2 separate regions of the Homo sapiens genome follow, and region 2 is linked to region 1. Evidence: chromatin contacts called from ENCODE Hi-C or POLR2A ChIA-PET data. All regions are on one chromosome and are shown on one strand. The core of a region is the stretch at or near the end of the contact, and the rest is flanking DNA. Distances in the headings are between cores, read along the strand shown. Region 1 has its middle 10 kb from the start of BICRAL. Region 2 holds the start of CRIP3 (cysteine rich protein 3).

Region 1 (2,836 bases), core at 220-2,719:
GCAACATGGCGATGCTTTGTATTTTTTTAATTTTTTTTTTTAATTGCAGCCAGGTGCAGTGGCTCACGACTGTAATCCCAGCACTTTGGGAGGCTGAGGTGGGTGGATCACCTGAGGTCAGGAGTTCAAGACCACCCTGGCCAAAATGGCGAAACCTTGTCTCTACAAAAATACAAAAATTAGCTGGGCATGATGGCGGGTGCCTGTAATCCCAGCTACTCAGGAGGCTGAGGCGGAAGAATCCCTTGAACCCAGGAGGCAGAAGTTGCAGTGAGCCGAGATCGTGCCATTGCACTCCAGCCCGGGCGACAGAGCAAGACTCCGTCTCAAAAAAAAAAAAAAATTGCTCCACTCCCCATCTCCCCTTCTTCTGTGAAGAAGGGTACTTAGGCACCTGGACCTCATTGGGTTATTGGGTAATCATTCTCCTGCTATTCCCCCATGCTATACATGTTAAATATTAAATAAATTGTTATGTCTTTTCTCCTCTTAATCTGTCTACTGCCAGTTCATTTTCAGCAAACTTTCACAGGGCGGAGGTGAAGCTTTCCCTTGGTCCCTACAAAACTCACTTCCAAAATCTCCCTCGAATACCATCCTCCCTCAATGGTAATTCTTTGCCAATTACCATCACCTGAATTCAGGTCCGCCTATTGCTTGGCCTCCCATTGATCTCCTATCCAAATTGCTACAAAGATCATCTTTCTAGATTCTAGAGCTGGTTGTGTCACACCTTCATCAGCACCTCACTGCCTCACTGCCCAGGGATGTTTATTGCAAGTACAGATTCCCAAACCCAAATCCATAACCAGAGAATGGGAATTTCTAGGGCAAGCTGAGAAGTGGTATATGTACTTTCAAGTGGCTCGGTAATTGGCTCCACCTGCCTCCCCAGGCACATCTCGAGCCAGTCCTCTCCTAGTACCCTGTGGTCCCTTTACAGAGAATACCCTGCCCCTGAACAAACAGATCCAGATTTGGACATATCCTTTCCCATCTGCCTGGAATTCCCTTTTCCTGTGGCACAAGTCCACCATTCTTCAAGGCCCAGCTCCAATGCCACCTCCTCTGGGAAGCCTTCTCCCGTCGCCTAACTCAGTGGCTTTCAAACATCTTTGCTTGAGACTCAATCCCAAGAAACACATTTCACATTGTAATTCAGTAGATATATAATTGAAACAAAGGTTTTTGAAAAAAAAATATCTAAACCTACTATGGAGGATGCATCTTGATGTATTTCATTCTATATTGTCTTTATTTTTTCAAATGCTGTTAGGCACTTGGTAAAGGACTTCATGATTCACTAATGGAGGTGACCCCATTTGAAAAACATTGCTTAAAATGAGTGAGTCCCTTCTCTATGCACTCTATACACGCCTCTATTACCCACTGATCACTTTACAATAATGATTTGTTTACAGTCTGCCTTCATCCTCCTCCTCCCCTCCCCAGACAGGCACATACCACAACCAAATCAGCATATCTTGTGACAGTTCCACAGCTGCTGACAAATGCAGAAATGCGAATATTGGAGAATAAATACTTTAATTGCTTTTGCTCGTGTCTAATTTTTTTTTCTTTTCTGATTACAATTCACAGCATAGTCTATTGAAGACTATGCTATTGGAGACTCAGCCTCCCAAGAGGCTGAGCCTGGGAATTATACTAGCTTCAACCCTTCAGTTAACAGCAATTTTTAAAAACAGCCATTGTATCTCAGTACAATTTAACCAAGGTGTTAATTATTCTCTCCCTCAAAAACAAAAACCACATACACGAAAAACCATCAGAAAATATTTTGTCGGGTTGCTAGCCAAGAGAGTGCAAATGTGGGCAAACAAATCTCTTACTTAGATACTTGCAAGCAAATAGTCAAAAACCTCAAAACCCTCCTTCCCTACCACTTCAGACAGGACCCCCCCACCACCCCCCGCCACCCCCACAGGGGTGGGGATGCAGATATAGAGGCCTTTCTATCTGCGCAGCCTGAAGCTCAATTTCTCACTAGGCGGTCCCTAACAACACAAACAAATGAGAAAAGTAGAAAAAACAAAAAGAAACCAGAGCAGCTAAAAAGCATCACGTAATGAAGCCGGGCCGCAAGTTCCGGTGCGAATTGTACCTGTGACGGATGCACGGGCGCAGCGGCGGCCCGCAGGGGGAGGGGTCCTCTTTCTGCAGCACGTGGCGCCAACGACAGGAAACCTGCCTGCAACACCCGCCAACCCTGTACACCGCTCATTTGCAGCATCGTCATTTGTGTGATGCTAATTTGCTCCATGTCCTTGTAAACGTTCTTACAGAGATAAATGAAAATCTACTGCAGGCTTGGGGTGGCCCTGGGCAGGCTAGGAGAGAAGGAGGGACCCAGCAGTCCCCAGGTGTCAGTGAAAAGCTCTGGGAGTCGGAGGACAGAGTAGGCAATCCTGTTCAGAGAGGGGAGGGCCGGGTGCGGTGGCTCACGCCTGTAATCCCAGCACTTTGTAAGGCCGAGGCAGGCGGATCACTTGAGGTCAGGAGTTCGTGGCCAACGTGGTGAAACCCCGTCTCTACTAAAAATACAAAAATTAGCGGGGCGTGGTGGCGGGCACCTGGAATCCCAGCTACACGGTAGGCTGAGGCAGGAGAATCACTTGAACTCGGGAGGTGGAGGCTACAGTGAGTGGAAATTGCGCCACTGCACTCCAGACCGAAAAAAACAAAAACACTGACCGGGTGGGGTGGCTCATGCCTGTAAACCCAGCACTTTGGGAGGCCGAGGCGGGTGGATCACCTGAGGTCAGGAGTTCGAGACCAGCCTGGCCAACATGGTGAAACCCCGTCTGTACTAAAAATA
Region 2 (2,997 bases), core at 281-2,780, 540 kb before region 1:
AACTGGCTGGGCATTCCACAGAACCACTGTTGATATCATCTATGATGTCATGAGGGTGGCGGCCATCAACATTACAGCCCACAGACTGGGCAGTCCCCAGGATCTCTTTAATGGTGCCAGAGAGTCTATTGAACTACTTTTAACAAATATTTATCTGGGCATGGGGGCATATACCTGTAATCCCAGCACTTAGGGAGGCCCAGGCAGGTGGATCGCTTGAGCCCAGAAATTCGAGACCAGCCTGGGCAACATGGCAAAACCCCATCTCTACAAAAAATACAAAAATTAGCCAGGTGTGGTGGCATGTGTCTGTAGTCCCAGCTACTCCAGAGGCTAAAGTGAGAGGATCGCTTGAGCCGGGCAGGTGGAGACTGCAGTGAGCTACGATGCACCACTACATTCCAGCCTGGGCAACAGAGACCCTGCCTCAAATAAATACATTCATTAAAAACACAAATATTTAAAAATTTTAAAGCAAACCAGATTAGAAATGTGTAGTTGGTTTTCATTTTTATTTATTTATTTATTTTGAGATGGAGTCTCGCTCTTGTCCCCCAGGCTGGAGTACAGTGGTGCGATCTCGGCTCACTGCAACCTCCACACCTCCCGGTTCATGCGATTCTCCTGCCTCAGCCTCCCGAGTAGCTGAGATTACAGGCATGCGCCACCACGCCCAGCTAATTTTTGTATTTTTAGTAGAGACGCAGTTTCGCCTCGATGGCCAGGCTGGTCTTGGACTCCTGACCTCAGGCGATCCGCCCACCTTGGCCTCCCAAAGTGCTGGGATTACAGGTGTCAGCCACTGTGTCCAGCCACCCTACAGCTTTAGGAGTAAACGATTGTATACAGACCATGTTCTGAGGCTTCCAAACCGAGTCTTGAGTTCATTAAGGGATCCATCATAGTGATAGCTATAGCTGTTACAGCGTTTACATGCCAGGCGCTGTTTGGGCACTCTACATGTATTAACCTATTTAACTCTCATAACAATCCTATGAGGCAGAGACTGTTATCATACTCATTGCACAGATGAGAAAATGGAGGCAGAGAGGGAGGTTCAGTAATTTGCCTGAAGTCAAAGAGTAGGGTACCAGAGACGGGCTCCAGATTTTGTTGCTTTCAACCACTTGCTATACTGCCAAGGTGGAATTTTGCATTTCAAAGAATGCCTACTCCCTCGCTTTGGAGAGAGTAGTGTTTTAATGATGTCTGCACTGTGGACATTTTTCCTGTCCTTACCGCTCCAGAAACTAGTAGAGCTCCCTGTCCAGGTGTCTTCGTTACACATGTGCCTTCCTAGTCTGGAGTCCACGGCTTCAAGATCCTCTCTCCTCCCCGTGGGTCTGACCGAGGCTTTAATGCTCTTTGAAGTAACAGCGAAATAGCCCTTTGTCTCCCAAGTGGAGTGGTTCTAAATTTCTGATAACCAATGAGCGCCGAGGAACCGCGGATTCCGCCCAGGGAGGCTCAAAGCTGAGCCGTGGGTGGAGCCTGCGGAGGGGGCGGAACTGAGCCGCAGCGGCGTACCTACTGTGTGCCGCGTGCGCTGCCTGGAGCGGAGCTATGAGCTGGACCTGTCCGCGTTGCCAGCAACCTGTTTTCTTCGGTGAGGCCCGGGCTGCGGAGGGGGAGAAGATGGGGCGAATGGGAGCCGCTGGATTCCCTGAGGACGCGGAGGGCTAGCCACAGTGTAGTCCCAGACACCCTTTTCACCTGCAGCGGCTGGTAGTCTCCGCACCACCCGCTCCCACTCGGGTCTTCTCCCTTCCTCTGAGAGCTCTGTGGGGAGTGTGAAACCGGAGCGGGATGGAGCTGGCCTCCTGGAGACACTCATCTCCAGGAAGCAGGGCAGGCCAACCTAATTCCCTAGAGGGCCGAAGAGGGAAAGGAGGGGCCCTATGCTTGGACAGGCTCCTCGCAGCTCGGTTCCACTTTGTCCTCCACAGCTGAGAAGGTGAGCTCCCTGGGCAAGAACTGGCACCGCTTCTGCCTGAAATGTGAGCGCTGCCACAGCATCCTGTCCCCTGGCGGGCATGCAGAGGTAAGACCTGGCCAGGGAGCACTGCCCTGTTTACATCACTGCCTCCCACCCCCCAGGCACCAGCCCCCAACTTCAGCACTGGAGGCCTGCCAAAGGGAACCTCAGTAGCCAACCCCAAGGCCGCCCACCTGGTGGACCCCACACCAGCCAGGAATTTGGGAACCTGGGTCGTGACTGTGGATCCCATGGTTTTGGGGATCAGGGTGAGTGGGAAGCAGCGTCACCTTCTGAGCTGCTCTTGCTCTTCCTCCCTTGACCACAGTGGAAATGCTGGCATGCCAGCCCATCCCCCACCCCTCCCAGGCCCACCAGACTCAGCCAGTGGACAGACACACCTGGCAGCCTGTCTGGGGTGAAGGCCTGTGGGGCATGGCTCCCGCTGGCCTTGAGTAACCCACTTCCCTCTGCTTGTGCCCAGCACAATGGGAGGCCATACTGCCACAAGCCATGCTATGGGGCTCTCTTTGGACCCAGGGGTAAGTACCAGCCTTAAGGGGCCATGGGTCAGCAGAACCCTCCTTGTGGCTGGGAGCTGGGGGCTCAAGCCTGACCTCCCCTATTCTCTCTTCAGGGGTGAACATTGGTGGTGTAGGCTCCTACTTGTACAATCCCCCCACTCCCAGCCCTGGCTGCACCACTCCTCTCAGCCCCAGCAGCTTCAGCCCTCCCAGGCCAAGGACTGGCCTCCCCCAAGGCAAGAAAAGTAAGGCTGGGCTCAGCTCCTCCCAGTCCTCCTCCCGACCCTTCCCCAAGCTGGAGCGGAGGTTGGGCCAGGTGGCAGTCTCCTATCCAGCCCTCTGCTTCACATTCTCACAACTTCATTCTTGGCAAAGTCTTCTCTATCTACTCCCCGCTTTTTTTTTCTTTCTTTCTTTCTATTCCCTCATGTGAGCTGCTGAGTTAAGAGGTAAATTGTTGGGAGGCCGAGGCAGGTGGATCATGAGGTCAGGAGTTCG

The links. A loop is a pair of places that touch in the nucleus more often than their neighbours do. ChIA-PET counts read pairs that join two places held with the same protein, here RNA polymerase II (POLR2A). Pooled maps may share reads with other maps.
Region 2: a loop to region 1 is called in a pooled map, with 2.0 times the contacts of the local background. The contact joins the promoter of CRIP3 here to the enhancer-like site in region 1. A Hi-C loop is called at or near these places in 1 of 50 pooled maps. POLR2A ChIA-PET finds 5 or more read pairs at or near these places in 4 of 52 experiments (A673, T-cell, WTC11 and 1 more).

What each region holds. Positions count from the first base shown.
Region 1 is chr6:42,770,589-42,773,424 of GRCh38, reverse strand. It overlaps a transcript of BICRAL not described here. Among named protein-coding and RNA genes, the nearest start is that of BICRAL, 10 kb to the left of the region's middle. RefSeq lists an enhancer at 1,927-2,126 and a silencer at 2,597-2,646. Within about 2 kb of position 1,469, at least 18 of the 41 ENCODE cell types and tissues checked have a DNase peak (open chromatin) inside an H3K27ac peak, as active enhancers do.
Region 2 is chr6:43,307,359-43,310,355 of GRCh38, reverse strand. CRIP3 (cysteine rich protein 3) reads left to right here and starts at 1,530. Exons shown (of 8, transcript NM_206922.3): 1 at 1,530-1,606; 2 at 1,947-2,041; 3 at 2,460-2,517; 4 at 2,613-2,744. The coding sequence starts at 1,564. It also overlaps the pseudogene RPL12P47. RefSeq lists an enhancer at 2,013-2,870.